2 separate regions of the Homo sapiens genome follow, and region 1 is linked to region 2. A link is a contact called in ENCODE Hi-C or POLR2A ChIA-PET data. All regions are on one chromosome and are shown on one strand. Each heading gives the region's core, a stretch centred on a gene start or an enhancer-like site at or near the end of the contact. The rest is flanking DNA. Distances are from core to core; before and after follow the strand shown.

Region 1 (4,790 bases), core at 1,674-4,173, 300 kb before region 2:
ACTGGAACTTCAAGCTGTTCCCAAAGACCTCTCAAGTCACTGATCTCAGATGTGGCTGGGCCCTTGCTTTCTCTCTCATAAACAACAGGTGGAAGTCTGATGCTGGTTGGACCCAGTGGCTCATGCCTGTAATCCCAGAACTTTGGGAAGCCGAGGCGGGCAGATCACCTGAGGTCAGGAATTCGAGACCAGCCTGGCCAACATGGTGAAACCCGTCTCTACTAAAAATACAAAAATTAGCCAGGCATGGACGTGGGTGCCTGTAATCCCAGCTACTCTGGAGGCTGAGGCAGAAGAATCTCTTGAACCCAGGAGGTGGAGTTTGCAGTGAGCCGGGATCATGCCATTGCACTCCAGACTGGGCAACAGAGCGAGACTCCGTCTCAAAAAAAAAAAAAAAAAAAAAAAGTCTGATGCTATGGCAAGAAAAGCTTGAAACTCCAATTATTCCTGAGTTGACATGGTTTGCAAACATTTTCTGTGCCATTCTCCTCCTGAAGCAACCACTGCAAATTGTTTGGGATACAAATGAAGCCAAGGAAAGGGGACAAGTAGGAGGGAGTAACACAGAATAGAAACAAGGCCAGTGAAGAGAGGCCAAGGTTATTGACTTTAACCAGGAAATCAACTCATGACTGCAGGAGCCAGCCTTGGGGAACACCCACCACACAAGAGTCATTAAAAACAACGTTGTGACAGAACAAAGAAAGAAAAACAAAAACAAAACAAAACAATCTGGCTAATTAAGCACCACTGTTGCTTTTACTGCATCTCATGGTGATTATCTGTTTACAAACCCGTCTCCCACAGTGAACCACCAGTTCCACAAAAGCAGAGACCACCCCTCACCCGTGTCTGAACCCAGCTCTCTTTCAGTAAAGGAAGTCAAGCCACTTTTTTACCATCTCTGCTGTCATTACCCCAATCCAAACCTCCAGCATCGCTCTCCTACAGTGTTTGCATGATAATAACCAACACCAGCATTTAGAATGCACTTATTCTGTGCCAGGCACTGTTTCAGTGGAATTCACTCATTCAATCCTCATAGAGCTCTAAGGAAGGTCCTATCATTTCCAACTGTTCTTGTAGATCCCTGTAGTCACTGATTTCAGATGTGACTGGCCTCTCACTTCCTCATAAAAAACATACAGAACACCCACTCCCATCATGAGGACACTGAGGCTCAGAGACACTAAATGAGTTATTTTAGGAGGCACAGCTAGATTGGCAGAACTAGGATGGCCCTCAACTGACTTCCCGGTATGTCTGTCACAACCATGCTGCTCAGCAGCCAGAGTGAAGTGAGCTTTTCAAACGTGAAACTCATCCAAACTCTTCTTTGGGAGGCCAAGGTGGCTGGATCACCTGAGGTCAGGAGTTCAAGACCAGCCTGGCCAACATGTTGAAACCCCGTTTCTACTAAAAATACAAAAATTAGCTGGGTGTGGTGGCAGGCGCCTGTAATCCCAGACTTGGGGGGCTGAGGCAGGAGAATCGCTTGAACCCGGGAGGTGGAGGTTGCAGTGAGCCGAGATTGTGCCATTGCAGTCCAGCCTGGGTGACAGAGCGAGACTCCATCTGGAAAATAAAAATAAAAATAAACAAAAAATAAAAAACTCTTCTGCCGCTTGCAGTGGCTCACACCTGTAATCCCAGCACTTTGGGAGGCTGAGGCAAGAGGATCCCTTGAGACCAGGAGCTCGAGACCAGCCTGGGCAAAATAGTAAGACCTCATCTCTACCAAAACCTTAAAAAATTAGCTGAGCGTGGTGGCGGGTATCTGTAGTCTCAGCTACTTGGGAGGCTGAGGCGGGAGGATCGCTTGAGCCCGGGAGCCGGAGCCTGCGGTGACCCATGTTCACACCACAGCACTCCAGCCTGGGTGACAAAGGGAGACCTTGTCTCAAAAAAATAAAAAATTGGCTGGGAACGGTGGCTCACACCTGTAATCCCAACGCTTTCGGAGGCCGAGGCGGGTGGATCACCTGAGGTCAGGAGTTCGAGAACAGCCTGGCCAACATGGTGAAACCCCGTCCCTACTAAAAATATAAAACTTAGCCGGGCGTGGCGGCGGGCGCCTGTAATCCCAGCTACTCCAGAGGCTGAGGCAGCAGAATGGCTTGAACCCGGGAGGCGGAGGTTGCAATGACCCGAGTCGTGCCACTGCGCTCCATCCAGCCTGGGTGACAAGAGCGAAACTCCGTCTCAAAGAAAAAACTAAAACTCTTCCCATGGTTTCCTTTTAAAACAGACCCTCCATGACCAACCCCTCCATTTCAATACCAGAGAGCCTAACCCGACCTGAAATCACTTTAGTCATGTATGACATCCGCTTCCCAGCCCCCTTCCTTAATGCTCTGGGTTCTGGAGACAGACCACGTCTGTTGGGAGTCCTCTGTGCCCACGCCTGGCACAGAGCCTGGCAAAGAGTAAGCGCTCAAGGAAGATCTGTGAACTTGATGCATGCTAAAAGGAAGCCCCGCGCTCTGCCGGGGCCCTGGAACTCAGGCCACCGGCTCCAGGCGGAAGCGAGCCCAAAGCCGGCCAGGCGGCAGCATCCGCTACCCCGTGGCTCAAGCCAGGCTCCGAGGTGAGAAACCGGGCGGGGACTCCTCACCTGCGCGCCGCGGAGGCCGTGCCAGATGGGCCCTGCCAAAGTCAGCCAGAGGTTCGGGCCCCACGCCTGGCCTTCCACCCTCCCCGGGGCAGCCGCGCCTCAGACCCTCGCGGTAGGGACGGTCCCCGGGACTGGGCGGCAACGCGCCCGGGAGCGGGGCCCCATCCCGGACGGAGACTGGGCCGGTGAGTCCTCGAGCTCTGGCTCTGGCTCCGGCTCCGGCTCCGGCTCCGGCTCCGGCTCCGGCTCCAGCAGGCTGGAGGGGCGGCCAGGCCAGACCCAGACTGGCTGGGCCTCGTCCGGCGCTGGGCCCGTTCCCCTGACAACGGCGCGGGCTACGGCGCCCCACAGCGGCCAAACCGCGCTGCGTCACTCCGCGCCGGTCCCCCGGCCAGGGCGGGGCTTGCCAGGGACCCTCTTGGTGCCCCAGTCGGCCCATTCCCAGATTCTTCCTAACCTTTCGTCTAGAAAATCCGCTTTTCCCTACTCCCGAGTCACAGCTTGTCTCCCCGAAATCCTAACATCTCAAAAGCGCCCCCTTCCAGTTTCTATCCTGAGACCACCGCTCTCAAGAAGAGACCTCCCCCAACCCCAGTCAACCTGCACACTTCAATGAGCGTATGTGCTGGAACATCCATGATATCCCGACCCTTCCGGGAGCTTACAGGTTAAGAGGCAAACAGATCTAGACAAATAAATTACACCACTAAAAATGCAGGTACCCCAGAATATAAAGCGAGAAGCGTAAGAGCTTAAAATAAGCAGCACAAAATATCTCATTTATTTATTGCCTTTAAATCAAGCAAAAATCAAGCCCCAATCTTCCAGGCTGATGGGAAATTCAGTCTTTTTCTATTTTTTAAACTGGTCTCTGTTACCCAGGCTGGAGTGCAGTGGCACGATCACGGCTCTCTGCAGCCTCGAACTCCTGGGCTCAGGCGATCCTCCCGCCTCAGCCTCCAGAGTAGCTAGGACTACAGGCGAACACCACCACGCCCGACTAATTTTCGCATTTTTTTGTAGAGGCGTGGTTTTGCCATGTTGCCCAGGCTGGTTTCGAACTCCTGAACTCAAGCGACCCGCCCACCTCAGCCTCCAAAAGTGCTAGGATTACAGGCGTGAGCCCCTGCCCGGCCGGGAAATTCAGTCTCAGTCTCCACTGTACTCCTTTTAGCTAGGTAATTCCAAAGGACTCATGTTTTCCTATAGCAAAAAACAACAATCAAAAACAAATAAGCAAAAAACTCTCTGGTCAGGGTTTTGTCTGGTACTGAGGCCACAACCATTGCTCCAGTCCACAAAGATTTTCAGGTTTGGGCTCTATGAGGCCATCCCTGCCTGAGGCCCCTGCCTCTCCCTGGGGCTGCCAGGGACAGACACCTGCTTCCTCTGCTCCATGGCCTGCAGCCTCCCTTCCCTTTCTCTACCTGGGAGACTTCCCTGCTAACTTGGTTTCCCTAAAAGTCCCCTCTCCTCTTCTCCTTGTGGACACTCAGAATGGAATCTTCTATGAGCTCAGGCTTTCTCAAAAGACAGGAAGACACTTTGTCTTCTGCTATCTGTCCTGTGCGCATCTCCAAGGCAGATATGACAGATAGGGAAAGAAAACATCCTTATCTCTAAAATGTATAAGTCACAAGCATACTTATTGTATGTTTTATTAGGCAACATAACTACTCCTTCTCTGTCACATGACAGGTGTGTGGGTCCTTGTGCAAGTGACATAACCTATTACTTAAATTCTTGTTTTCAAGACTGATAAACTCAAACTCAATGTGAGATAAATATCAATGCTATTCTGGCTTCAGAGTACAAGCTGACTACTTAACTCTTATCTGGAATTGGAAAACTTCGGGTCAAACAGAGATCATGACCCAGAAATCAAGGTGAAGGATGAGGCTGGATGCAGTGGCTCACACCTGTAATCCCAGCACTTTAAGGAGGCTGAGGCAGGAAAATCACTTGAAGCCAGGAGTTTGAGACCAGCCTGGGATACATAGAGAGACTCCCATCTCTACAAAAGATGAAAAAAAATAGCTGGGCCTGGTGGCCTGTGCCTATAGTCCCAGCTACTCACGAGGCTGGGGCAGGAGAAAAGAATCACTTGAGTTCGGGAGTTCAAGATTGCAGTGAATTACGATCATGCCACTGCACTCCAGCCTGGGTGAAAGTA
Region 2 (4,451 bases), core at 1,833-4,332:
GCTGGTTTATCTGGTAGGGTTTCCTCATGGTTGGCCTGTCAAACACTGTTGATTACTTTATTACAGGCCAGATATGATAACTGCCCTCAGCTGCTCCAGAAAATGGCATAGAAGTTAAGTAATTATTTGTCAAAGGTTTCACTGTCATAGCAACCAGGACTTTTGAGAGTCCTCTGTAAGTCTACCTTTCTCTGAAAACAAGTGTTTTTCTGATTGGAGTTCAGAAAACTCACACAAATCCACAGGTCACACCACAGCCGTATTTAAGCAGTACCCTCTCCAAAAGCTCATTCAAAGTATTTGTGCCCACGTTCAAAACACCCTCCCACAGTCCATCCAGTTCCACAGGTGGCAACTGCTCCCTTCCATTTTACCTTGACTTGATTTTGGCCTACTTGTCTTACCTTCCTCTGGGTCAACGTGAAAGTAATGAAGGTTTCTGCACAGAACACAATGATTTTCATGAAGCCTTTCTGACAGAATTTGGTTAACAGTACTGATTTTCCCCAGAGGTTACATTTGCTTTTGATAATGCCCCATTATAACTCCTGAGGTATTTATACAAAATAACCCCACAGGTGCAAGAAAAGTTGGTAAAAAGCACAGTCACAATACCCATAGTTATGGTATGATGCTGAATTATGAAGCCAAGACAAAGTTTTCTTCTTCTTTTTTTGTTTTTTGAAACAGAGTTTAGCTCTTGTCCAGGCTGGAGTGCAATGGCGCGATCTCGACTCACTGCAAATTTTGCCTCCCAGGTTCAAGCGATTCTCCTGCCTCAGCCTCCCAAGTAGCTGGGATTACAGGCGTGCACCACCATGCCCCGATAATTTTGTATTTTTAGTAGAGACGGGGTTTCATTATGTTGGTGAGGCTGGTCTCAAACTCCTGACCTCAGGTGATCCACCCACCTTGGTCTCTCAAAGTGCTAGGATTACAGGCATGAGCTACTGCGCCCGGCCCAAAGCTTTCTTCTTTAAACTGATTTCACCTGTTAACATTATTATACTTCCAATGTATCTTCTTATAAGGGCAAGGGGAAAAACCTGCTGCAAAGTCAAATGTAAATAGAAAATTAGTTTTTATCAAGCTAGGGACAAACTGACTTTGATGATTAGAATCAGGGACCATCTTTTAAAAATCACATAGTTCTAATTTTTAAGTTTTGGGTCAGAGGAGGCTTTCTAAAAAATTGCTAGTTCTACTACCAATGTGTTCTAGTATTACTATAGAAATCAGATAGCAATTGCCCTAGCAAATAAAAATAATAATGAGGGCTGGGTGTGGTGGCTCACACCTGTTATCCCAGCACTTTGGGAGGCCAAGGCAGGCAGATCATCTGAGGTCAGGAGTTCAAGACCAGCCTGGCCAACATGGTGAAACCCCTTCTCTACTAAACATACAAAAATTAGCTGGGCGTGGTGGTACATGCCTGTAGTCCCAGCTACTCAGGAGGTTGAGGCCAGAGAATCGCTTGAACCTGGGAGGCGGAGATTGCAGTGAGCCGAGATCGCACCACTGCACTCCAGTCTGGGTGACAGAGTGAGACTCCGTCTCGATAGATAGATAGATAGATAGATAGAGAATTAGACCCAGACCAATGATTATTCCATGGCAAAGTGGGAAAACCAGGTGGTAAGAGATAACCTCTCACAACAGAATCTTTATCTGTGAAATAAGGATTCGACCAACAGAACCGTCTGTTGAAAATTTCCTCTCTTGGTCCAGGCAGGTTCTCTAAACTCCCAATCCCAAAGCAGTTAATTTTTTCACGTTTCCTGTAAAATGGATGGCCTTAAAACTCTTTTGTTCTCTAGTGTAGCTTTCCAGAAGGAAATAAGTTTCCTTATCAAGAATGAATCTAGCTTCCCCGACTCAAAAACAACCATCTTCTCTATATTGCTCCATATCACAATAAATTTAAGTGCCTTCCTTTTCTAAATTAAATGCTGTTCCCTTCAACTTAAGGGCCACACACTAAGGGCTATTCCTTTAGAGGCTTTTGGGCCCCACAGATCACAAAGGTGGTGCCCTGCCCTAGTTCTTTCTGGACATTTAAAAGGACATCCACTTTCTTGCCCTCAGGATAACATTATGGGAACAATGAACATAAATAAGACAGTTAAATAAGCTTCCCTGATGCCTATCCAATACAGCTTTCAACTCTTCTATCCTGCCTTGTTCTTTAGATCGTGCTGTAGTCTGGAGGGTAAACTCTTCACACAACCATTCCCAAGCCCTCATGTCCCTGTCCACTCTTCCTCCCTCACCTTTTAAGTGTGATAGGGCCTTGATGGGAAGACCTCACTTCACCTTTTGTCTCAAGTCCATCTGCTTCCTTCCAGAGCTACAAATACAAAGGTAGGCCAGGGCCATTGAGACGTGGCCATAGGGCACATGGGAGCTGGCAGAGCCACTCGCACCTTCTGGGGTGTCCCTTCTTCCACCTGTCAACTGAACACCCGTTTCTTAAAGATTTATCCCCAAAAGTCCCATCTCATTCTGAAAGGGGACGAACCAGCTACCCCACGAGCCCTTTGTCTGAGCTTCTACACCTCACACATCCTCATCCACAAAGCGTCCATCCTCACACAGTCAGGTGGTCCGCTCGGCACAGGGCGGGGGAGACTAGGTTTTTGCATCTGGTAAAAGGATGGGTTATGTCTCAGGTTCTTCCAGGATCCCAAATCCTATAATTCTACCACCAAGCCTGCGGGTCCTATTTCTGCGGTGGAAAGGGCGAATCCCAAGGCGACCCTCCACTCCACGCGCCTGCAGGCAGTTGGAACAAGCCCCCTCCAACCCCGGCTCTGCGGGTCCACGCCTCCAACCTCCGGCGCCGGGCCGCGGAGAAGGCCCTGTCGGCGCCCGCTCCCGGCCGCGCCATGCCCTCTTTCGCCCTCACCCGCCACCGGTGGCCGCCTCTCACCTGGCACGCTGGCATCGCCCACTCCGCGCTGCACTGGAAACCATGGGTCCGACGGGGTCTCGGGGGCCACCCATCCGCCTTAAGGAAGGCTGGCGGGGATGCGCGGGCCCGGGAGTCCAGGGCGCCGCCACCGGGAACGCGCCGCCTGGTTTCTAAGGAACTGGGGGCTCTGGAAAGGGAGGGGCGGGACGGCAGGAGGACTGCGCATGCTCCATAACGGGGATGGGCCTGCGCTGGGAGGGGCCGTAGCCGGGAGCTGCGCATGCTCGCTTTTTGGGGGCGGAGCTTAAGCAGCCTGGCTAGGAGGCTCAGGTTATTCATTTCCGGCGGCGGAGGCGGCAGTTTCCTAAGCTTGGCTTCTCTCCGGTCCGCTGACCGGCGTCAGGGACCAGGTTTTGGTAGCTGTGGGTAGCCTCAGTTGTCCTGGAATGAAAGACGGTTTCGTGTTGGACAAGGACATATCTGCAGAAGGCCAGTTCTCTCGAACTCGTCGGACTTCCTGGCTCCCTGACCCCCAGTGACTCGTTTTTCCGTTTTCTCAGGTGCCTGTCTGGGCTCCTCTTCCTCTGGATGTTTTTTGATTGTTCCTTAAATATCAGTGCTCTTCAAGACTGTAACCTCAGTCCCCTTGGCCTCTTTACTGAAGCCTATGCCCCACCAAATAGCAAACTATCCGCTAGAGTAAGGAAGCCGTTAGACCTTAGAATAAAACTGCCTGTGTAGGAAATGTGATTGGGGTTTGTATCTGCATGGGGAGCCCCCGTCCCTGCTTGTCTGACCCTCCTGCTGAGTATCAAGATCCCCACTCAGCTGGCATTAGGATGATCTCCCAGCCATCATTCCAGAGCAGCCTGTGGTGACAGAATATGTCAGCTGACCTAAGCGTGAGGCAGTTCCTACTGAGATATGCTAACTAGCAGCAGAGCTATCCCTGCTTTGAGCGGAGACAGGACTCCTACCACCTCTGTGAGGAGCATGGAAGGCTTCCAAAGTGATGAGAAGTTGTAACCCCTAAACCCCCCCTCTTCTGATGGGATTTTATCCTTTCTCTCCTGGATCCTCTAGAGCCAGGCAGAAGGAAGGCAGAGTCAAAATGTGCCTGTTTGATCTGTTTCTTAGTCATTGTTCGGAGTTCCACTCTTCTTGAGTAGGATTTCTCAACAGTGGCACTATTGACATTTTGGACCTGATAATTCTTTGTTGGGCAGGGGTGGGGGGAGCTGTCTGCATTGTAGGATGTTTGGCAGCATCCCTGGCTCTACCCAGTAGATGCCAGTAGCACCCCAAGCCCAGTTGTGACTACCAAAAATATCTCCAGACATTGCCAAGTGTCTCCCTGGGAGCAAAATCATTCCCAGTTGAGAACCACTAGTCTAGGGGGAAATGAGCCTACTCTGGCTTTACTTATATAGAACCAGGACTTTATGCTTAATCTAAAACCCATATTTTCCCCTTTATGCTACCTCTTCCCTAAGAGCATTCTATAGAGTAATAGTCCTGTAAGATTCTGCTGAGTGACACA

Evidence for each region. Hi-C counts contacts between places; a loop is a spot of excess contacts on that map. ChIA-PET counts read pairs that join two places held with the same protein, here RNA polymerase II (POLR2A). Pooled maps may share reads with other maps.
Region 1: a pooled map shows a loop between it and region 2 (2.8-fold over the local background). The contact joins the promoter of ZDHHC1 here to the promoter of GFOD2 in region 2. A Hi-C loop is called at or near these places in 2 of 50 pooled maps. POLR2A ChIA-PET finds 5 or more read pairs at or near these places in 2 of 52 experiments (activated CD4-positive, alpha-beta T cell and activated T-cell).

The regions. Positions count from the first base shown.
Region 1 is chr16:67,413,554-67,418,343 of GRCh38, forward strand. It overlaps ZDHHC1 (zDHHC palmitoyltransferase 1), which reads right to left and starts at 2,924. Exons shown (of 12, transcript NM_001323627.2): 1 at 2,618-2,924. It overlaps LOC124903702 (a long non-coding RNA gene), which reads left to right and starts at 2,350. Exons shown (of 2, transcript XR_007065093.1): 1 at 2,350-2,590. RefSeq lists a silencer at 2,591-2,980 and an enhancer at 2,813-3,470.
Region 2 is chr16:67,716,234-67,720,684 of GRCh38, forward strand. GFOD2 (Gfo/Idh/MocA-like oxidoreductase domain containing 2) reads right to left here and starts at 3,083. Exons shown (of 3, transcript NM_030819.4): 1 at 2,930-3,083. RefSeq lists an enhancer at 2,401-2,480 and silencers at 2,841-2,890, 2,951-3,000.